Regions from separate parts of the Homo sapiens genome. Here region 2 is linked to region 1. The links are chromatin contacts, found by Hi-C or POLR2A ChIA-PET in ENCODE. All regions are on one chromosome and are shown on one strand. The core of a region is the stretch at or near the end of the contact, and the rest is flanking DNA. Distances in the headings are between cores, read along the strand shown. Region 1 overlaps ACSM6 (acyl-CoA synthetase medium chain family member 6). Region 2 overlaps PDLIM1 (PDZ and LIM domain 1).

Region 1 (4,701 bases), core at 1,301-3,800:
GCCTAACCTGAGACATTTGTTCATGCCAAAAAGTGGATCTACAGAACCATGATTAATAGTCCCACCAGATTAGATGAAGGGAAGGAGGAGTTCTTAAAGGAACCATAAAACTAGTTACTGCGGTACACTAGAGAGAGATTACTATGGCCATCCTCAAAAACATTCAGAATCTGGGGGCTCCCAATTTGTTAGCATGTAAACACAAGAAAATATTAAGTCTCTTTCCGTGTAAGACACAGCAATAGGTACTGGAAAAATAACTATGTAGAAGACAGAAATAATTCCTGTTCTAGGCTGGGAACAGTGGCTCATGCCTATAGTCCCAGCACTTTAGGGGTAAAATTCTAATAAATAAAATTTTCTCCATCCCATTACACCCATGGTTGACTCATCCAAGATCCAGTTCTCATGTCCTCCAAGGTAGACCTCTGTGCCCTCTTTGGGGTGCCCTGCATGTATGCTGAAGTATTTCTCAGCAGCCAACAATTACTTATTTTTGAGACATTTATTATTGAAAATCTCAAAAGACAAAAATAGACAAAACTGTATTTGAATTCCCATGCATCCACTGCCCATTTCATCAATTATTACCTAATCCTGTTTTATCATTACTCCTCTACAATCCCAAAAACAATATTTTCTCATAAATAGCTTTAGTATATTTAAAAAAAAGGCACTAAAAAACAAACATATTCTCCAATTATACCTGAAAGTTAACAGTAATTGCCTTTTATTAACAAATATCTACCACTGACATTTTCATCCATCATCTAAGTCATGCATGTTTTCTTGCTACCATTTGTTCCAATTAAGCACACACATTGTGGCTAGTTGGTAAGACTTTTGTGTATCTTTTAATCTATGAATTTCCTCATTACCTTCTTTTTTCCTTGAATTTGTTATTTTAAAAAACTGAGTTGTTGGTTCTTTTGAATATTTCACAGCCTGGATTTTGCTAATTGCAGTATGGTTTACATGTTCTTCTGTTCCCCTGCATTTCCTGTAAATTGACCTAGAGGTTAATTTAGTCACACTCCTGCTTGATTTTTTTTTAATCAAGATTACTTGTTAGACTGTGTAATGTTGTTCTGTTAGGAGGCACATAATGTCTGGTTATGATCAATAACTAGATCCATTAATTTATTGCTTTTTTAAAGAAAAACTTGTCTGCATTTCTTTGAACAGGGTCTACTCTGTGCCACTTCCAAAACAATAAAATTGAAGCCAAGCTCTCTGGGGAAGCCATTGCCACCTTATATTGTCCAGGTAGGAGATCATAGTAATGATTATGACAGATATTATTAAGTGAGCTCTTACAGTTGTTTATCTAAATTTCTGACATAAAGGTAGGCAATGAGGAAAGTCCACCATTCTCTAAATTCACCCCAAGGATAATCTCACATTATTGCTTTTATTTCCACCTCAATATCCTTTTGGAATACAAAGCCCAGACACAGGAATGAGGGAAGGAGATGCTGACAATTTTGCAGAATATCCCTTTAATGTAGTTCAAGTTTCAAATATGGAGAAATCGAATAAAAAAAATTGCTATTAAAAAGATATGTGCAAAATAAAGACAACTATTTTGAATGCACCATAATAAGCATTCTGTACTTGAACTAAAAATATACTAAAGTGGGAAGTCTAAGCCACTAGTCAGCTGCTCGGGTGTCGATTATTATAAATACTGTAATGTGATTCCCAAATGATGTAGCTGAATTCACAGTATGGGCATAGGAAGCAATACTAAGATGGTAGGGCAAATGCTGTGTCTAGGATTTTATTACATAAAAGCAGACTCAAATTAGCAGCACTTATGAAATTACCATTATTCATTTTAAGATAGTCCTTTGCTTTCACGCCTATCTCGCCTTTTTTTAACATTGGTCAAAAGGAAATAGTAAGTTCTCAACCTGAATGAAACAAATATTAGTATTTACTTTAACTATTGTATCATTCTGAAATTGACCCAATTTTGTTAAAGATAATGTTTACTGTAGAGTTCTATTTTTTGTTTTTTGTTTGCCTATCCAGTTTCACTACATATTATTTAACAGGATGTGGAAGTTAACCTAATACATTGAGGTTTATATGTTTGTTTTTTCCAGTAATCATGAATAGGTACTACATTATATTAAATGTGTTTTCTGATCCTATTAAAAAGGTAAAATAGTTTTTCTCTATTAATAGAGTTAATTAAAAATATTTTCAAATGTTAAATTTTCGTTGCATTTCTTTCTTTTTATTTTCTTGGATTTAATTTCTTAATTTTTATTTGTTTGGGCCTTTGCATTTAGAGACATGAATAAAATGAGCATGTAATTTTCCTCTCAAAAAATAAGAAAAAATTAAAATGTTCCTTGCATACTAAAGTATAAACAAAAATGAAATAAATGAAATTGAAAAATAAAATGTTCCTTAGGATTTTCTTAGAAAAAAAATCTTCCTACAAAATCAACAAACCTTAGAACTAAGAAAAACAAATGAGAAAAATACACAAAGAAATAAAATCAGAAGTGAAAGAGGAGAAACTCCAACTCATGCCATAGAAATGTGAAGAATCCCTATAGAATCCCTATGAATAATTATATGTCAACAAAGCCAGGTGTGGTGGTGCATGCCTGAAATCCCAGCACTTTCGGAGGCCGAGGCCAGTGGATCACTTGAGGTCAAGAGTTCAAGACCATCCTGGCCAACATGGTGAAACCCCGTCTTTACAAAAATACAAAAATTAGCCGGGTGTGATGGCAGATGCCTGTAATCTCAGCTACTCAGCAGGCTGAGGCAGGAGAATCCCTTGAACTCAGCAGGCGGGGGTTGCAGGGAGCCAAGATCATGCCACTGCACTCCAGCCTGGGTGACAAGAGCAAAACTCCATCTCAAAAAAAAAGAAAGGAAAAAAATTATATGTCAACAAAATAGACCACTTAGAAAAAATGGATAAAGTCCTAAAAACATACAACCTACCAAGACTGAATCATAAAGAATTAAAAAGTCAGAACATACCAATAACTAACAAAGAGATTAAATTAGTAATCAAAAACCTTCCAACAAAGAAAAGCCCAGCACCAAATGCCTTCACAGATGCATTCTACCAGAATGAGGGACAAAGATGACATGATAATCTCAAAAGACACAGCAAAAGCATTCCACAAGATTCAACACCTTTTGATGATAAAAATTCTCAAGAAATTGGGTAGAGAAGGAACTTACCTCAACACAATAAAGGCCATATATAAAAAGCACATAGCTAACTAACATCATACTCAATGGTCAAAAACTGAAAGCTTTTCTCTCATATCTGGAACAAGGAAATGATACACATTCTCACCACTTCTATCCAACATAGTATTATAATTCCTAGCCAGAGTAAGTAGAAAATAAAAGGAAAAAAGAAGTATTCAAATCAGAAAGGAAGAAGTAAGATTATCTCTGTTTGCAGATTACATGATCTTATAGATGTGCAGAAAATTATATTTCTACATATGGTATAAAGAAAAGTCTAAAGATTAACCAAAAAAATTAGGATAAACAAATTTAACAAAGTTTCAGGATACAAGATCAATACACAAAAATCAGTTGTGTTTCTATACACTACAATAAATTATCAAAAAGGAAATTAAGAAAACAATCTTGGCTGGGCAAGGTGGCTTACACCCGTAATCCCAGCACTTTGGGAGGCCAAGGTGGGCAGATCACTTGAGGCCAGGAGTTCGAGACCAGCCTGGCCAACATGGCAAAACCCCATCTCTACTAAAAATAAAAAAATTAGCCAGGCATGGTGGCATATGACTGTAATCCCAGCTACTCAGGAGGCTGAGGCAGGAGAATCACTTGAACGCGGGAGGTGCAGGTTGTAGTGAGCAGAGATCACACCACTGCACTCCAGCCTGGGTGACACAGCAAGATCTGTCTCAAAAAAAAAAAAAAAAAGTCTAACTCATAGATCTGGAAAGTGAATTGGTGGTTGCCAGGAGCTGGTGGAGAGGAGAAAACAGGAAGGTATCCACCAAGGGGTACAAAATTTCAGCTACACAGACAGTAACTACTAGAGATCTACTGTACAGCATAATGCCAACAGTTAACAACACTGTATTACATACTTAAAATCTTGCTAAGGAGATATATTAAGTGTTCTTATTACCAAAATAATAATAATAATAAGAGGGTGGGAGGAAACTTTTGAAGGTGATGAATAGGTTTATGGCATAGATTGTGGTGACAGTTCCATGGGTGTTTACTTATCTTCAAACTCATCAAGTTGTATACATTAAATATGTATAGCTTTTTGCATGTCAACTATACCTCATTAGAGGGTTTATTTTTTTAATTCAGGTGAGAAAGGAGAAGAGGACCCACACAAAGGGGGAAGATGAAAGAGATATTTTTTAATTTGTCAAATGAAGTATAACTTCATTCCTTACACTCCCTATCCAAAACACGCACACATACAGACACACACACACACACACACACACACACACACTTCCCACAAAGAAAAACAGGCCCAAATGGCTTTGCGGTGAATTCTATCTAACATTTAAGGAAGCATTAACATTAATCCTTCACAAACTCTCCCCAAAAACATATAACACCAGGATTTTGGAGGCTGTGTCTCAAAATGGGGTCATAGTATGAGCCAGGATCATCCTGATACCAAAACCAAAGACATCACAAGAAAAGAAAACCATAAATTAATAT
Region 2 (4,701 bases), core at 1,315-3,814, 43 kb after region 1:
GGCGCAGTGGCTCACGTCTGTAAGCCCAGCACTTTGGGAGGCCGAGGCAGGCAGATCACCTGAGGTCGGGAGTTTGAGACCAGCCTGATCAACATGGAGAAACCCCATCTATACTAAAAACACAAAATTATCCGGGCGTGGTGGCGCATGCCTGTAATCCCAGCTACTCGGGAGGCTGATGCAGAAGAATCGCTTGAACCCGGGAGGCGGAGGTTGTGGTGAGCAGAGATCACTCCATTGCACTCTAGCCTAGGCAACAAGAGTGAAACTCCGTCTCAAAAAAAAAAAAAAAGAAAGAAAGAAATCTTAGTGTCCTCTCAGTGTCAGGCACAGGGAACAGGGATGCACATGTCATGGGTGTCCAATGACATCTGTCTCTCTCTGGGGAGGGGAGGGGTGACTATATGCAAGGAATGCCCAAGGAGCCCTTGAGAGGTGTTGCTACAACAGCCCTTTCCAAACATTTAAGTAGTTTGGAACCTCTAGTATCTTAACCTCTCTCAACCTGCATTTGAAGCCATTGGTTTGCAATTTAATTACCCTAAGAGTTGAGCAGGTTCTTGTTAAAGGTGAATTGGGGAGAAACTGAATGGCAAAGCGGGCTTCAGAGGCAATACAAAAATTGATGATTCCAAGTGAGAAAGGTTCTCAGAGCTAAGGCAAGTTTGGACCACACAGTGTTTTCCAACAAAATTTAAATGTCACCAATAATTAAAAATCAGGAGATTTCCGAAAAAAAGAGGCTTTCCAACTTCTGTTTTAATGGAAATAATTAGCAGAAATGAGACCTGCATGAGGCACGTGGCTGGAGCCAAGGAGCAGCGTCCCCTCCGGACCAGGAATGCACGCTCCAGCTGCCACCCCCACCCCCACCCAGCACCCTTGTTTACTCAGAGCTCTGCCTCAGTTCCTCATCCTGCCTGCCACTTTTGGGTATTTGAGTGGGCAATTCCTAACCTAGTCCACCCACTTTACACCTACAGAGAATTGGCCCCATCTTTAACCCATCCTCAAACCCAGTTCCTTTGCTGGGATTCCCAGTGTTTCTGGATTCATCCTCAAAGAGCCTGAGATGGAGCAGACACTGGGCCCCTCTGCTGGCAAGATCCAGGAGACTCCAATAAAGACTCAAAGGGCTTGGTGGCTCATGCCTGTAATCCCGGAAATTTGGGAGTCTGAGGTGGGAGGATCACTTGGGCCCAGGAGTTCGAGACCAGCCTGGGCAACACAGTGAGACCCCAATCTCTACAAAAAAAAGTAAAACTTAGCCAAGTGTGGTGGCACACACCTGTAGTACCAGCTACTCAGGAGGCTGAGGTGGGAGGATCACTTGAACCCAGGAGGTCGAGGCTGCAGTGAGCTGTGATCAAACCACTGTACTCCAGCCTGGGTGACAGAGCGAAAGCTTGTCTCAAAAAAAAAAAAAAAAGACTCAAAGGCAGCTGCAGCCAGATGATCTGTGACAGAAGAGGACATGCCTCCTCAGTCCCCAGCAAGGCACTTCCTCAGACACCTCTCCCCTTTCCACCTGCAGCCCTACCTCTCCCCCAGTTAAGCCTGCCTCTGTCCCCAGATCAGAACCTATTCCTAGGACAAGCATTTATATCCTCAGGGACCTCTCTTCTTTCATGACCTCTGGTCCACTCTAGGGAAAAAGCAAACACTGCTTCACCAAAACTATGCAGCATGAAGTATTTCTCCCTTGCTTAGTTCAGATGGTGGACATAAGCACAGGCTACTCTAGATTCCCTCAAACACTCCCCGACTAATAATACTGAAGAATTTCTCGGGAAGCAGCAGGCCTGTCAAGGAAGGACTATGTTCAATTAGAAGATGATGACCACAGAAATCAAAACACAAATAAAAACAGTTCTGGAGGATTAAGTGATTTGTTTGTGCTTAACACAATGCTGGGCATTTTACGTATTAATTCTTACTTTTACAGACACCCTATAAAGCAGGAGGTATTGTCCCCTTTGTGTAGATGAAGAAAATGAACACAGAAGTGTTCTGCTAATGTAGTCATTTTTCTCCCTGGAGTAGTGGCTCTTGCACCTGCCTGGGCAGCCCTGGTCCTGATGTGAAAAGCCCCTCCCAGGAGCGGCTCAGAGGAGGACTCCTGGGCTACTTACGGTCTGCTGTTCGCCTCCACCCCGCTGGCAGCAGTCTTTGACTCCAGGGCATTGTTGAAGTTGGAGATATTTTCAGAAGAGTAGAGGCCAGCTGGGTTGTTGTACTGGTTTGTGATGACCCTGGCAGTAGTGCTGGAGGCAGGCGAGGCGGTAAAGGGCATGGCACTTCGGTTGTGGGCGCTTCCTATGTGCAGGACCTCCTGCAGGCAGGGATCAGAGGAGAAATCAAGGGGGGCATCCAATGCAAACCCCTTGATGGGCAGTGCAGGCTGAGCGCCAGGGAGAGGTGTTCCAGCTGCTAAGATGGCCCTAGTTCAACCCAAACTTTAGCTGAGGGACACTGACACACCCACTGAGACACACGGGCAATGACTGGGGAAGTTTCCCACAATGGGCACCTGTGCGAGTTCACACCCCCTGAATCATCTCTACCTTCTGATTCTTCCTTGAGGCCCAGCAAAGCCTGCCCTCTAAGGCACCCTCGGGCAGGACAGCCCTTGATGCTTTGGGCTGTAAGATTCAAGTCAGAGCTAAAACACGCTTTCAGGGCACATACCAAAGAGATTAAAGCACTAGGTGAAGAGAAATATGCAGTCACTTTGGTCAGTGCAAAAGCAGGAGATGATAAAAGGTGGAGATAAATTCTCCATAAGTGAGCAAGTTAGACAAGCAAGGTAAGAGGGTGTGGTGTCACAGGGGAAGCAGCTGCTGACTAGGCAGAGATGGTCTCAGTCTCCTGCAGAGCAAGGGTAAAGGAAATTAAGGATCTATTGTTTCTTCTGGGAGAAAGACAAGGCTAATCAGATAGAAGGTCGGGGATACCTGTTACAGGGGCGGTACCCAGCAGAGCTGCAGAAAAGGACTTTTGAGTTCCTTGTGTTCTCATTCCCCTCTTTCTGTAATTTGAGAAAGTTCCCTCCACCCCCACCCTAGACTTGTTAAGAGTCAGGTGAATAATTACTACAGCTACAACATCTCAGAGCTCCTTTACAAACCCGCAAAGCCACTTTGGAAATTAACATTCCTGTTTTCTAAAACTACAGCTTTTCTACTTTTTCTTTCCCTCCTGCCAGCATCACAGCTTTTCTGATAGCCCAATCAGCAAGGTCCTTTCTATATGGGTGTCTGGACAACCCATGGCTTCTAGGTGATGCATGCTCTGTGCAGCCAGCTGAACTCAAAATGTGTCTTAGTGTCTGTGTTTTCCAGAAAAATCTTCCTGAACTCTAGTCTCTTTCTTAAAACACCCAGGCCCAGAACAGCTGCCTCCAAAAGAGTTCCTGTCATCTGTTGCACTTCCTTTTTTCTCTCCTTTTTTGTTAAATATTCAAGTCTTTTATGCTTTCTTAAAAAAAAAAAATCATGAAAACTAAAAGCTTTATTGAGTACCTAATTTAAAATAAAAGAAAACAACCTGAAAATATTTTTATGTTTAAGACTTCTCTTTTGGGCCGAGCGTGGTGGCTCACGCCTGTAATCCCAGCACTTTGGGAGGCCGAGGCGGGCGGATCACCTGAGGTCCGGAGTTCAAGACCAGCCTGACCAACATGGAGAAACCTCATCTCTACTAAAAATACAAAAATTAGCCAGACATGGTGGCGCATGCCTGTAATCCCAGCTACTCGGGAGGCTGAGGCAGGAGAATCTCTTGAACCCAGGAGGCAGAGGTTGCGGTGAGCCGAGATTGTACCATTGCACCCCAGCCTGGGCAACGAGAGTGGAACTCTGTCAAAAAAAAAAAAAAAAAAAAAAAAAAAGATTTCTCTTTTGGCTGGGTGCAGTGGCTCACGCCTGTAATCCCAACACTTTGGGAGTCCAAATCAGGAGGATTGCTTGAGCCTAGGAGTTCGAAACCAGCCTGGGCAACATAGTAAGACCCCATCCGTAAAAAAAAGTTAGACAGTCAAGTAGCCTGTAGTCCCAGCTACTTGAGAGGGCTGAGGCAGGAGGATCATGTAAGCCCATGAGATGGAGGATGCAGTGTGCCATATCGTGCCACTGCACATCAGCCTGGGTGACAGAGCTAGACTCTCATCCCTAAAAAAACAAAACAGGCCAGGCACGGTGGCTCATTCCTGTAATCGCAGCACTTTGGAAAGCCAACGCAAGAGGATCACCTGAGTTCAGGAATTCAAGACCAGCCTGGCCAACATGGTGAAACCTCGTTTCTACTAAAATATAAAAATTAGCTAGGCGTGGTGGCACCTGCCTGTAATCCCAGCTACTCAGAGGCTGAGGCAAGAAAATCACTTGAACTCAGGAGGCAGAGGTTGCAGTGAGCCAAGACTGCACCATTGCACTCCAGCCTGGGTGACAGAGCAAGACTCCATCTCACAAATAAAAAATAAAAATAAATAACAAAAAATAAAAAACAACACAAAACTTCAGCAGTTATCAAAGAGTAGTTAAGTAAATTTTATGGCACAGCTACCCAAATAAATAATATATAGTAATTAAAGGCTATGGTCATGAAGACAGAGATTTACAGATGGGTGGCCTGGTACCCTTGCCTACATGTGCCGCAGCCAGGATGGTCATTCTTTCTTCTTCTCTCCATCACCATGGCAAT

What was found. A loop is a pair of places that touch in the nucleus more often than their neighbours do. ChIA-PET counts read pairs that join two places held with the same protein, here RNA polymerase II (POLR2A). Pooled maps may share reads with other maps.
Region 2: a map of PC-9 shows a loop between it and region 1 (6-fold over the local background). The contact joins two enhancer-like sites. A Hi-C loop is called at or near these places in 3 of 168 maps with a recorded cell type or tissue (PC-9, mammary epithelial cell and tibial artery) and 4 of 50 pooled maps. POLR2A ChIA-PET finds 5 or more read pairs at or near these places in 7 of 52 experiments (AG04450, BJ, H1 and 3 more).

Annotation. Positions count from the first base shown.
Region 1 is chr10:95,218,706-95,223,406 of GRCh38, forward strand. ACSM6 (acyl-CoA synthetase medium chain family member 6) reads left to right here. Exons shown (of 11, transcript NM_207321.3): 9 at 1,186-1,266. The region is part of intron 3 of LOC107984257 (a long non-coding RNA gene); the gene reads right to left. Among named protein-coding and RNA genes, the nearest start is that of ACSM6, 27 kb to the left of the region's middle. Within about 2 kb of position 2,551, at least 2 of the 41 ENCODE cell types and tissues checked have a DNase peak (open chromatin) inside an H3K27ac peak, as active enhancers do; they include PC-9, where a contact is called at or near this core.
Region 2 is chr10:95,261,732-95,266,432 of GRCh38, forward strand. It overlaps PDLIM1 (PDZ and LIM domain 1), which reads right to left. Exons shown (of 7, transcript NM_020992.4): 4 at 2,133-2,332. Among named protein-coding and RNA genes, the nearest start is that of PDLIM1, 27 kb to the right of the region's middle. RefSeq lists an enhancer at 2,579-3,354. Within about 2 kb of position 2,565, at least 4 of the 41 ENCODE cell types and tissues checked have a DNase peak (open chromatin) inside an H3K27ac peak, as active enhancers do; they include PC-9, where a contact is called at or near this core.